Linked DNA regions of Homo sapiens: region 2 is linked to region 1. Evidence: read pairs that join two places in POLR2A ChIA-PET (ENCODE). Cell type or tissue: OCI-LY7. All regions are shown on one strand. Each heading gives the region's core, and the rest is flanking DNA. Links, peaks and the distances in the headings are about the cores only.

Evidence for each region. ChIA-PET counts read pairs that join two places held together with the same protein. Peaks named below come from ENCODE experiments on the same cell type or tissue, not always from the same donor. Only the 100,000 strongest peaks of a DNase experiment are listed, where the experiment ranks them.
Region 2: POLR2A ChIA-PET joins it to region 1 with 20 read pairs; 2 of 35 experiments call an interaction of 5 or more read pairs at or near these places.

Annotation. Positions count from the first base shown.
Region 1 is chr7:129,163,815-129,170,232 of GRCh38, reverse strand. It overlaps TSPAN33 (tetraspanin 33), which reads right to left. Exons shown (of 8, transcript NM_178562.5): 5 at 5,664-5,759; 6 at 3,327-3,455; 7 at 2,673-2,834; 8 at 534-2,460. The coding sequence ends at 2,359. It also overlaps the pseudogene RNY1P11. Among named protein-coding and RNA genes, the nearest start is that of SMO, 22 kb to the left of the region's middle. RefSeq lists enhancers at 1-337, 407-456 and a silencer at 827-1,046. In OCI-LY7, for the core only: no CTCF peak of the experiment used is centred there; a DNase peak (open chromatin) is centred at 3,292.
Region 2 is chr7:128,867,364-128,873,781 of GRCh38, reverse strand. It overlaps SPMIP1 (sperm microtubule inner protein 1), which reads right to left. Exons shown (of 2, transcript NM_001195150.3): 2 at 1,735-5,116. The coding sequence ends at 5,007. Among named protein-coding and RNA genes, the nearest start is that of SPMIP1, 4.2 kb to the right of the region's middle. RefSeq lists silencers at 3,645-3,764, 3,825-4,344, 4,475-4,584. In OCI-LY7, for the core only: no CTCF peak of the experiment used is centred there; a DNase peak (open chromatin) is centred at 2,651; H3K4me3 peaks cover 848 bases.

The DNA.
Region 1 (6,418 bases), core at 2,026-4,525:
CAAACATGAAATATAAAACTTCGCGTATTTTCTTCCCCAGCATCAGGCCGAAGAGAAAGAAAGCTACAGACTGAGAATCAGAGACATTGGCAATTTGCAATCTAGCTAGGAACCCTGAACTGCACTATACTGAACATTTGCTCTGTGCGTTATAAAGTCTGGGGCATGGGCAGAAGTTCCCAGCCTTTTAGTCCAGACCCAGGAGGCTAGATACTGAGAGACAGTAGAGGCGATGGTGAAAGTGTAGTTCTTAGTTTTGAAAATCCAGATTTGAATAATCATTCTGAGGATCACGGTTCCTGGTCTTACTTCCTCCAAGGGGCCCCAAACGGAGCCCGCTGCAGGGTGAGCTCCTCAAAGCCGCTGAACCCAGAGGGCGCATCACTCCAACCTCTAACCCAAGACATCGACTTCTGGGTCCGTGTCACTTAAATAAGTTTATAAAGTGCACGTCTCTGGCACTAACCAAGAAAGGCAAGTTAGCAAGAAAGCGCGCTTTTTAACTGTCCTCTCCCAGAATAAAAGGCCCTTACTTTTTATTCTAGATTCTGGATAATTTTATTTTTTCTTTCCGTCTGTTACTAGTTGGGAGCTAAACACTGGCCAGGGTCCCAGCGGCTGCTGGAAAGGCGCCTTCCTAGGAGCAGAAGGCTCGCTTAGGAGACACTGGGGGCAGGGAGCGAACTCGCGGCTCTTTGTCCCCGCAGCAGTTCGGTCGAGGCTATTTCCCGCCAGGCCGAGCCCCTGGTCTGAGCGCCCGATAGCGGGGTGCGGCGAGGAGACTCCGGGAACACTCGCTGGGCAAGCAGCTAGCACAGCCCCCCATCTCCTCCGGGTTGGGGGACGCAGGCGCGGGCCTAGGCCGCCGCGGGGGCGGGGACCACCCACGAAGTCCAGCGCCCCGCCCCGGACGCGCCCGCCCCGCCTGCCTCGCGCGCTCCTCCCGGCGCCAGGAGGCCCAGCGCACCGCGCCGAGCTTCCTCGGAGTCCTCCCTACAGCCGACTCAGGGAGAAGGTCCTGGAGGGCCCGGGTAGGGGAAGAGAGGGCCTTCTTCCTCCTCATTCCCCGTCCCGGCCCCAGCGGAGTGCTCATGTCCCTCCTCCCCATCCCCCTCCTGTTTTGGGTGACAAATTAATTTTAATTAGAAAAACACAGATCAGGTTTTGGAACAAAATTATGCTGTTCCTAGATTGGAACTGGGACTCTTTCGACCTAATTTAGAGCAGAGGGCGAGGCTGTGGGAGGGTGGCAATGCATCGGTTGAAGGAGACGCGCGTGTGGCGGGCAGCAAGGGGGAGGTGTGTGGCGTTTAGGAGAGTCTCCAGTGCCGTCCTCTGCAGGGCCCTTCTACACCTCCCCTTCCAGTTGCCAGAATGGAAAATTCATGGAGTCCCGCGTAGCCCAGGTCAACACGCTTTTATTGCCACTTCTGGCTCCCCTCGTCCCAGCAAGATTCCTACCTCTTACCCTGTAGGAATACTGAGCTCCGATGCAGGGGAATGGGGTGGGGGTGTTACCACTTCTCCTCTGCACACTGCCAAGTTAAAGAAAACCCTGCTTGCTGGAGAGGGAGGGCCAGACAGGGAGGAATTCAAGGGCATGTATGGCTCAGTCCCACTTCTGACTGCAGAGTATAGGGACCAGGGTTCCAAACTTTTTTTCGAAGTAAGGGAGGTGGGGAAGAATTTGGCTGCTGTTGTACCCCGTGTCCTAGCTGCCATGTTTCCATGGAAATGAAGGCGGGGCAGGATGTAGCTCACTCTGACTACCTGGGAGGATGGCAGGACAGGCATTTGGTAAACATATCTCCCTCCACTCCTACCTAGCACATACGGCTGTCCCCAGCCGACCCCCAGGCTCTCTCCTCACTGCCTGCTCCACTCCCTTCCCTTCTGGAGCTGGTATCATGCCAAGTGGAGTCCAGGCAGGGCTGCCAGTGCTACTCTCCACAGCCAGGTCTCACTGGCACGTTAGGATCTAAGTATGTCCGCCAAGCTCAGGAGCATCCCTGCTAGAGCTGGTGGTGGCAGTGCCTCGGTGAAAAGGCAGCAGCAGTACCCCCAACTCTCTGTGCAACTGCTGTTTCCCAAACAAAACTGAAAACATAAACCCAAACACTTAAGGGTATCACTCTGGCACAATGCTGAGGGCTGGGATGGGGGAGAGGAGGCGCATCCTCCTGAGACTGGAGCCACCTGTGCACCCTGCCTTCTGCCCATCTGGAGTTTGCTTCTTCCCACTGGGCTGTCACTGGGGGGCTGGAATCCAAATCTCCATTTGGTGCTGCTTTCAGCACCCACTGCTGTTCGTTTATGAGGCTTGCCAGTTTCCATGGTGAGGAGGTGCAGGATGGATTCTCAGTACCATGGGTCAGCCCGGTGCTGCTGGTTGTAGAGCTGTAGCTTGATCTGATCTTTGATCTGATTCACTAGGATCTGGGACAGCAGAATTCCCACCAGCTGGGAGAGGCAAGAAGGAATTGGGCACTCAGCAGTGAGTGATGGCCTTGTTTTCCCTGGCTCGATCTTCCCAGTGCGGCCAGCACTATCCCTTTCCCTACCCCTCAGCCATGTCAGTGCCTGACACCCTCGCTGATCCCCAGGTGCCTTCCCCAAAACAAAGGAGTCTTTACAGAGTGTGTGGGACCAACAAGTCTCACAGGGTAAGTTACCTGGGGGATGGCCAGGCCTAGAGCCACACCACCAAGTAAGAATAGGTTGCTGTGTATCCAGTTGACCAACTTGTCAATACAGCCATTGGTGTAGATGACTTTGCTAGCTTCCAAGTAGTCAAAGGCCTGCATACCTTGGCCACACATAGTGTTGATCACTGCCTGGGGAAAGAGTTGAAAAGCCAATTGGGACTGTAATTCCAATAACTTTTTGTTTGGGGCCTTAGCTGATGGGCTTCCCACCCTTCCCAAACTCCTAAATTGTCAGAGAATATATGTGGAGGATATTGGGTTGGAAGTTGCCAAATGCAGACTTCCCTTCCTCTGAGAGGTCAGGATCCAGGTCTCTTTGCTCTGGGTGGTGGAATAATCTGTACAACAAACCCCTAAGACACAAGTTTACTTATATAACAAACCTGCACAGGTACTGAATCTGAACTTAAAACTTAAATCTGTCCCTTCTGAACTCCATGTGGACTACATGAGTATGAGGTTAATAGAAGCATCAGGTTGGGGTGAAGAAAAACACCTGACAGCTGTCCCACATGACTGATCGGTGAAGCTAGGGGATGGGGATCCCCAGTAGCAGCTGCCCCCATCAGAAAGTGACTCAGCTCGCTGCCTAGGAGGAAATGAGGCAGGATGCTGGCTCACCTGGTCAGGAGTAGGCAAGCAACAGGAGTAAGGCACAGAGCAGCGCTCTCGACTGGGGTTGTCTTCTGAGCAGTTGAAATACATGTTCTGAGACCAGTCCTTGTAGGAAATCCCTCCACAGCAGCTAAACTGCAACAAAACCCACCAGAGGTTAAGAATCACCCACCCCTCACACTGAGGTGACCAGGGGAATTCTCAGAGCCACCAAAAGTCTATAGCAAGCTTCTACTGGGAACTTTAGGTTGTGTTTTAACACAGCCTTAAACTTTGAGCTCCAGCTTCCCAGTTGCCTTCGCCTGAAGATATTCTCACTTCTTAATTTCTATTACTTCGTATATCTTGTTATAACTTACCACTGTGCTTGTTGGTATTACAGTTGTACATATATTTTGTTTTACATACTCAGCTATAATCTTCTTGAGAGAAGTTTCTGGCTTTGCAGGCAAATGGAAGTGATCAAAAGTATTGGCTGAAATAATTACAGTATCAGTGCTGAAAAACTTCTCCTTAAGATAGAGAAAACACAGGGGAGGAATCTTCAATATTGTGAGTCAATCATTACTCCATGAGAGCCAACTGGATCTCAAAGTCAAGTGTCTATTGCACCAGAGGAAGGGGAACTCAGGACTTGTCTCAGAAGCACTTTTACTTAAAAGTTAACTTTTTTGGCCAGGTGCTGTGGCTCACACCGGTAATCCCAGCACTTTGGGAGGCCGAGGAGGGCAGATCACCTGAGGTCAGGAGTTCAAGACCAGCCTGGCCAATATTGCAAAACCCCATCTTTACTAAAAATACAAGAATTAGCTGGGCGTGGTTTGGCAGGCACCTGTAATCCCAGCTACTCAGGAGGCTGAGGCAGGCAGATTCACTTGAACCCAGGAGGCGGATGTTGCAGTGGGCCAAGATCACGCCATTGTACTCCAGCCTGGGTAACAGAGCAAGACTCCGTCTCAGGGAAAAAAAAAAGTTAACTTTTATTTTTCACTTATTTATTTTTGAGACGGAGTCTCTGTCTGTCACCCAGGCTGGAGTGCAATGGCATGATCTTGGCTCACTGCAACCTCCAACTCCCAAATTCAAGCTATTCTCGCACCTCAGCCTCCTGAGTAGCTGGGACTACAGGTGTGCGCCACCAAACCCGGCTAATTTTTGTATTTTTGGTGGAAACAGGGTTTCATCATGTTGGCCAGGCTAGTCTCAAACTCCTGACCTCAAATGATCTGCCTGCCTTGGCCTCCCAAAGTGCTGGGATTACAGATGTAAGCTACCATGCCTGGCCTAATTGTTAACTTTTGATTCATAGCAGCCTTGTTCACAGTAGCCGAACGGTGGAAGCAACCCTTTTCTCCACTGGTGAATGAATGGATAAACAAAATGTGGCATATACATACAACAGAATATTATTCAGCCTTCAAAAGGAAGGCAGTTGTGGCACATGCCAAAACAGAGATGAAACTTGAAGACATGCTAAGTGAAATAACCCACTCAAAAAAGCATTAATACCGTGAGTCCCTTCATTTGAGGTACCTAGAGTTGTCAAATTTACAGACAGAAAGTAGAATGGTGGTTGCTGGAGGAGAGGAAAATGGGGCTTTAGTGTTCAATGGATACAGAATTTCAGGAGAGGAAAATGGGGAGTTAGTGTTTAATGGATACAAAGTTTCAAGAGAGGAAAATGGGGAGTTAGTGTTTGATGGATACAGAGTTTCAAGAGAGGAAAATGGGGAGTTAGTGTTTGATGGATACAGAGATTCAAGAGAGGAAATGGGGAGTTAGTGTTTGATGGATACAGAGTTTCATCTGGGGCAGATGAGCGTTCTGGAGATGGTGGTGATGGTTGCACAACAATTGAAGGTACTTCATGCCACGGATCTGTATGCTTAAAAATGGTAAATTTTACATTATGTAAATTTTATCACAATTTTTTAAATGTAATTTTCTTTTTTTTAGTCTAGTCAAGTGCAGCAGTGAGAAGGGGGGAAAGAGTAGAACAAGGAGTTGGATCTGTAGCTGACTGTGAACAATCAAATGAGATAACTCACTCCCTTTGGACCAGCCTAAAATGTCACTTTTGAAGAGGTAATATTCAAGAATCTGCCCAGTTCCTCACCCCCTGTAGGTAACCATTTATAACACAGTAGATTACTATATATACTGTTCTGTGTCTTTAAAAGTACATTTAAAGCACTCTGCTACGTGTGCTTTTTTGCCAAACCCCTTCCCAGAAGCCATTACCTGGCAGGTAATGAAGAGCCCCACAGGCATAGAGGGTGAGGCATCTCTTGGGATGACATTCACTTTTACCCACAGTCCCCCAGACCACTGGCTGACCCATACCTTTTTCTGGCCAAAATCAATGAGGTTCTGCAGATCCAAGTCATCTCGGTAGTGCACAATGGCATTGTTGATGATCTCACTCACTTTCCCTCGAGCCTGCCGGAGACATGGGCAAGGAATCAGAACACAGGACTAATCCCTAACTTGCTCCTTCCAGCAAAAATAACAGTAGACAGGGATCATCCTTCTTAACTGAGTCTGCCTTGAAATCAGAACCGAGTCCTAATGGTGGAAGATAGCCGGTTCAGTTCCAAAGCCCATCCCAGGGCCCTCAGGTACCAGTGGGCAGGAGAAATGCTGGACCTGCTGTTGAAGCTTTTCAGAGACACATTTCAAGATATACCAATGTGTATCTATCTCTGAATGCTATTATCACAAAATACTTGTTGACTGATAAAAACAAACTAATTTTTAATTTTTTTAGCAGAAAGTAGCTTACTGAGCTGAGGCACTGCCCTCTAGTGGACACTAGATAATTGCATCTCTTTAGACTCAAAACAGAGCTATTTAATACATCATTTCAGGATCTTACTGTAAGCCAGGAGGACTACGAAATTCGGAATTAACTCAGTGGCTCTCGATTTCATAATTTTCTCCCCTCCCCTCCCCTCTCCCTTTCTCTTTTCTTTTCTTGATACAGTTTTACTGTCGCCCAGGCTGGAGTGTAGTGGCGCGATCTCAGCTTACTGCAACCTCCTTCTCCTGGGTTCAAGCAATTCTTGTGCCTCAGCCTCCTGACACCTGGCTAATTTTTT
Region 2 (6,418 bases), core at 1,385-3,884, 300 kb after region 1:
CACAAGAAGAGATCTTTCTCTAAGGGCTGTCGGGAGGAAGAGTGGACTCATGGGCTATGCCTGGCACACAGGGCCTGCTCTTTCCAGGCAGGCCGTTATTCTCATTCCACAGTTAACAACTGTCTTGGTCAAATCACCTGTGTGGTGATATCTGGAAGCCTTTCCATGTTACCGCAGCGTGGGAGGAAAGTAGCCTGGCAGGGCCCCAGAGAGCAAAGGCACTGATGCCCAGTGTGCGCCTGAGACACAGGGGCTGAGAGCCCCAGCCGCTGGCCCCTCCCTCCAGGGCTGCAGCTGGGCTGAGCCTCCAGGAGGGGGGTGCTGTGGTGACTGGGCCCAGAACAGAGCTGGGAATTAGGAATGTGGGTCCCAGTCCTGGCTCAGCCACCAGCTGTCTGAGTTACTTTGGGCAGGTTGGTAGCCCTCTCTGGGCCAAGGCACTCTCCACTGTAGCAGGAGGGGTGTTCGTGGTGCAACTTAGGAAGGGTTCAGCCGACGTCGCTGGAAAGAACTGTGGTCTCATCTGAGGCTCAACCGGGCAGGAGGGATCTGTTTCCAAGCTCCTTTGCATGGAGGGGAAGCAGGGGTCACAGAGGGCATGAATTCCAGGAGGCAGGGATCATTTAGGGGCCATTTTAGAGGCTGGCTGCCACACTGGGGGATGGAGCCCTGTGGACTAGGGTGCCCCCAAACCTTCCAAAATTCTAGGCTGCATCCTCTACCCCAGGACAGGGACTCCCTGAGCCAGAACCATCAGCTCCTGGAGGGGTGAGTCTCCCCGGGGAATCCTGCCTTTCCCTCTGTGAACTGGGCTCTTTCCCTGTCACCTTCTGCAGTCCTGCCCGGTGCCCCTCATTACGCCTCCTGGGCTCTTAGTTGCACCCATGGTTGCCCCACAGCCCTTGGAAAGGTTAACCTCCAAACTCCAGCTCCCAGGATCTGGTGATGGGGGAGGAGGGAGGGTACTGGGGGCGGCCACCCGGGACTCAAGTGTTTGGATGCTGGGGTGGGGGTCTCGGGAGACTGGCAGGCAGACTCCCTCCCATTCCAGAGCCGATGGGCCCAGAGAGGTGCATCAGAGGTAGCCCTTGAACTCCTGTAGGGGGCAGGCCGGAGACCTCTCATCAGCCCCAGATCTGGGTGAAACCGGGAGTGGTGCAGACCAAGGGTGGGAGAGCCCTGGAGGACCTGCAGAGCCCACACGCGGTACGTCATCAGACAGCCAGGAGGGCAGGGGGCCCCTGGGGCTGGGGCAGCCAGACTGGATTGGGATGAGGCAGGAAAGTCCTCTCCCCAAGTCGCAGGACTTCATTCTTCACTCATTCGTCATCTCACACTTCCTGATGGGAATGCCGGGACACCCAGCGATGGCAAGTAGGTTTTATTTGATGTGCCAATTCCACCTGGTTGGTACCAGCTGTCTTAGGCACTGTGTCCAGTAGGATTCTGATGCTAAACTGGGGTTCAGGGGAGAAAGTTCAGGAATGAGCATCACTGGCTGCCCGGGGATGAGGGAACAGAATACCAACTCCAGGCCACCTATTTGCCACCCTTCAGCCAGGCACAGGCCACCTGTTTGCCACCCTTCAGCTGGGCAATGGAGATATACAGAGAACAAGGAGACTAGGTGCTTGTCTTTAGATCACAGGCTAGAAATAGCATGACAATAAACAGGCAGCGGAATGGATACTGTGAGCCTTGAGCCTATTAATTTAAATGAAACAGACTCTCAAATTGTTTGTTAAATAATAGATCTAGCAAAGCCATAAGCTTTTTATTGTTCCATCATGCACATGAGAGAGAAGAAAAGTGCCAATAATTATTTTCTGATGGACAGAGAAGTTTTTACAAGTATTTTACATCTTGAGAAGACAGGGATATCAATTATAACATTATTACCAGAGAAATAAATTTTCTAGTAAGACAACAGATGAGAATTACAGAAGTGGGAGGTTGGAGATTGTTTTTGCAGTTTGTGGCAATTATTTCTAAAGGCCCAGGAGTCTCCTTTGTTTAAAAAACTCTTTGAAAGATGCGTTTTCACAGAGAGTGCACCCATTTGGTTACTGTTAGGAATATTCACACGTCTGTATATTGCACAAGAGAACAAGATGCAGTATTCTTGGGAAAGTTCTCAATTTCAGACCTTATGAAATCCCTTTTAACTGGTTTTTATGGATGCAGAACAGCTCTCCTTCCTCCACAGCTGCAGGGGAGCGGCAACACATCATCTCTTTTTTTAGATTTCTTTTGTTAATTATGAACACTTGCAGTTTTTAGGCCAGGCTCTGGCCTAAAATTTCATCTTGAATTTCCTTTGATTTTGCTGTCAGAAACAAAGAAAAGGCTAAGGAAGGTTTTTCTGAATAAGAGTAAAAAGTAAGACGCCCAGAGCGGGTTTCTTCTCTGGGCCTGATGGGCACACCAGGGCAAAGTGGGAGTGGCCGGTGCTGAGGAACCCAGGCACCCAGCACCGTGACCCTTCTCACTCCCAGGCCTCCTGTGGTGGTCTTGAGGAAGGGGCTGTGCAGGTCCCTCTGGAGTGGTCTGCCTTGGCTGGGAGGATGAGAAAGATGGGGCAGGCTGTTGGCAGGCACACCTGACAGGTGCATGGCTGGCTGATTGATGAACTGTGACAGCCTGAGGTTCAGACAGCGCCCTCAGGGCACCCCTAGCCATGCACTGGGACTCCCTAAACTTCCTGGCTCTAGTCTAGGTGAACTGTGCATGAGGGGCTGGGACATGAGCTCCCAATACTGGTCTTTCTTCCTCAGGCTCCTTACAAGAGCTCAACCCCACTACCAGGAGGAGTTTTGGGGTGCCAGGTAGCTCAGAGTGCAAGGTGAAAAGGTCAAGGGTCTCAGGTTGGGGATGGCAGGGGTGGGTCTGCCTGGGAGGAGGCTGCTGGGGTGAGGAGGAGGCTCTTCAGTGAAGCACCTTCCACACTACATAAAATGGCTTTAACAAATTCAGGAATCAGGCAAAGGCTGGCCCCTGGGGTCTGCAGGTTCCCTCTCAAACCTGGGCCCAAAGTGCTTTTCCTTTCCAGGACCTGGCCCAGAGGGAAGAGAGGAGTGAGGCAGAGCCTGAGACCCAGAAAAGAAAGCTCACTCCCGGGACCCCTGGGCCGGGGGACCTGCCCTCCCAAAACCTGCCTTCCCAAGATGCCCTTGAAGGGCTGGGCTCGGACCCGCACCTGGGCCAGGAGAGAGCAGAACTTCAAAGACCACCAAGGATGGACACCCCTGAGTCTGAGAGGAGGACCCTCAGGATCAGAAAGCGGAGACCCCTCAGCGTAAGAGAGCCGAGGCCTCCTGGGGCGAGATCAAAGATGCTCCTCAGAGTCAGAAGGTGAAGACACACGGGGGCCAGAGCCCAAGGGCTCCTCAGGGTCAGAGGGAGGAGTCGAAGAGAATTTAGTCCTAAGTGCCAGGGAAAGGCGAGTCCCCAGAGTCCAGGGAAGAAGATGCTGCGGTCTTGGGAAGGCAATATCTCACAAGCCTGGGAGGTGGCTCCCGGAGAGGCCACTGTGCAGCCCCCAGAGGAAGGCGACCCCCATAGCCATCCGAGGGACTCCTGCGGGTCCCTGAAAGCACAGACTCCAAAGCCTGTGGGCAGGGAGAGCCCAAACCTCCGGAGAAGGACTACCACGCTGACGCAGAGCATGATCAAAGGCGAGCCACAAAGGTCGGCACCGGCGGTGGCAAAGCTGGGGGCCGCCCGGGAGGGGGCGTGGGCTGCGCTTACCCGCCCGAAGCCCCCGGCCCGGCGGCGGCTCCCAGGTCGCGGAGCCGGAGCCGAGATGCCAGCGACCCTGCGCGCCGAGGTATCCGGGCAGCAGGGGCTCCTCGGGGCTCTCCGGGGCCCCCAGGCCTGGAGCGCGATCCGCACGGGCTGCAGGGCCCTGGAGTGGGCCCCGCACCGGGGGAGCAGGAGGTGGGCCAGGCTTGGCTTCCGGGTGCCCTCCGGGGTCGGGTGGGGCGGCCCTGAGCGTCCCAAGGCCTTGAAGGCCGCGTGGCCGGCGCCCCTCAGCACCGCCAAGGCGCCTGCGGGCTTAAGCGCGGCGCAGCAGGTGACGGCTCTGCAGCGGCTGCTGGAGCTGCACAGCGCGGCCAGGCGGCAGCGCCGCCGGCGGGACCGTGAGCAGCAGCGGCTCCGGGTGTGTCCCCACGCCGGGATCGGGGCCTGCCTGGAGCGGGCGGGGCACCGAGGGGCGGCCGGACGCTGACTGCCGCCTCTGCAGGTCCTGGAACGCCTCCACATCGCCAGGAACCGCCACTGCCGGGTTCACCCCGTGGGGCTCCCGCCCAGTCCGGCTCAACTCCCGCCACAGGCAAGACCCCTAGAAGGCGGTGGGGCCACAAGGAGCCTGCGCGGGGCAGGGGCCGAGCTTAGCGCGCCCGGGTCCCTTTGAAGTGAGCGCACTGCACTCTGGCAGTGACTCGGCGGGGCGCGAGGGGCAGGTGTGCCAGGTGCTGCCCCGCCCGCCCCACTGAGCCGCGGACGCTCAGCGCTCCGCACCGCCAGGAGGACGCGGCTGGGCGGCGGCGCGCCCTGCGGGAGCAGCTGGAGCAAATGCATCGGGAGAGGACGGAGCGGCTGCGGGCCCTCGGGGCCAGGTGAGGGGCGGGCAAGGAGGGGTGTGGCGGTGGCAGGAGGCCCCTTTCCCTGGCCTCCGAAATGACAAGCCGCTCTCTCCCCAGGAACACCCAGAACTTCCTGGAACTACTGTGTTCCCCTGGTGCTGAGGATCCCGTGCCTGCGAAGTAGTGCTCGCCCTTCCCAGCACCCTCTGGTCATTGCTGAGTCCTCAAAGGGATGATTAAAGTGATGAGGGTTACGGAAAAAGCAAGAGGGCAACTTGCAGGTCTGATAGTTTCAGAAAGGCCTGAATGCAACCTCAGGGACAGGGAGAGCAGAGGGGCACAGACACACACAGCAGCTTTGCCCCACCAGGAGGCCTGTTATTTCTTCTTCCCTCCCCTAAGCCCACACCTGGCCCACGGTCAGAGGGCCAGGTCTCGGGGATCAAGCAGTGCGAAGGCCCCGTTCTTGCGGAAGAATGACTCAATGCGGCACATCTTGCAGGAGACCAGTTCTTGCTTCACTGGGGGGCCTGGGAAAAGATGTCAGAGGCCAAGCATGGGTTCCTGAGGGAGGGACACGCAGAGCATGGGAGCCCTGTCTGTCTGCACAGCCCTAGGAATCCGTCAGTGGAGTAGCCACTTTGTGGGAAGAAATAGAAAGTGCTTTGGAGGAATGGGAGCTATGGGCAAATACTGGGAGCTGGCTGGATGCCAGGATACAGCAGCCATCTGCCATCATTACCCTAGCTTCAGGATCCTCTACCTGCAGGGAGGGGGGCCACCCTAGCCTGCTTGTCACAGGGACAGACTGTGGAGAGATGAGATTTCCTTCGGCCTCCTGCTCCCCGCTTCTAGGGCTCGCCTCCTGCTTTTGTTAGAAAGTTATTTCCCTGACTTCCCCTTTAGGGGCCTGGGGGAAAGGGATGTTTGGGGGCAAAATCTCAACTGAGTCAATCCCCAACCATCCACCTTTTCTGCAAGACACTCAAGCAGCTGGAGAAGGGTACAGGGCTGAGGAGTCTCACTTGACATTCATGAGCACAGACAGCAATGGGACGTGCAGCAACATCGCCCAGCAGCCCTGCCTGGCACATGCCTGTTCCACACCTTTCCTCTTCATCTCTAGTTACTCCACTGCCTCAGCTCAGCTCCCTCCCCGCTGATGGCCTTGACTCAACCTCACAGAAAAAAGACTCAGCCGAGATGGACAGGCTTCCTGCCAATGACATCCCCTACCCGCTCTGGCTCAGCCCTCCTGCCCCCACTCCCATCAGATTCCAGCAACTTGAGCTCCCTAGGAGATCTCATGGATTTAAATAGCACCTATAGGCCAGCCGGTGGCTCATGCCTGTAATCCCAGAACTTTGGGAGGCCGAGACAGGCAGATTACGAGGTCAGCAGTTCGAGACCAGCCTGGCCAATATGGTGAAACCCTGTCTCTACTAAAAAAACAAAAATTAGCTGGGCGTGGTGACACACGCCTGCAGTCCCAGCTACTCGGGAGGCTGAGGCAGAAGAATCTCTTGAACCTGGGAGGCAGAGGTTGCAGTGAGCCAAGATCGTGCCACTGCATTCCAGCCTGGGTGACAGAGTCAGACTGTTTCAAAAAGAAAAAGAAAAAAAAAAAGCACCTATATTCCAATGACCTCCGAATTTGCATCTTCAGCTCTGACTTCAATCCAGACTTATAGACACAGCCACCCTACAGACACTTCAAGCATAACATAGCCAAACACACATGGCTAAATAGGACCTGTTCATGCACGCTCCAGCCCTGACCTCTCCCAGTCTTCCCTGTCACTGCAGCTTTAGCTAAACAAACACCTGGGTGA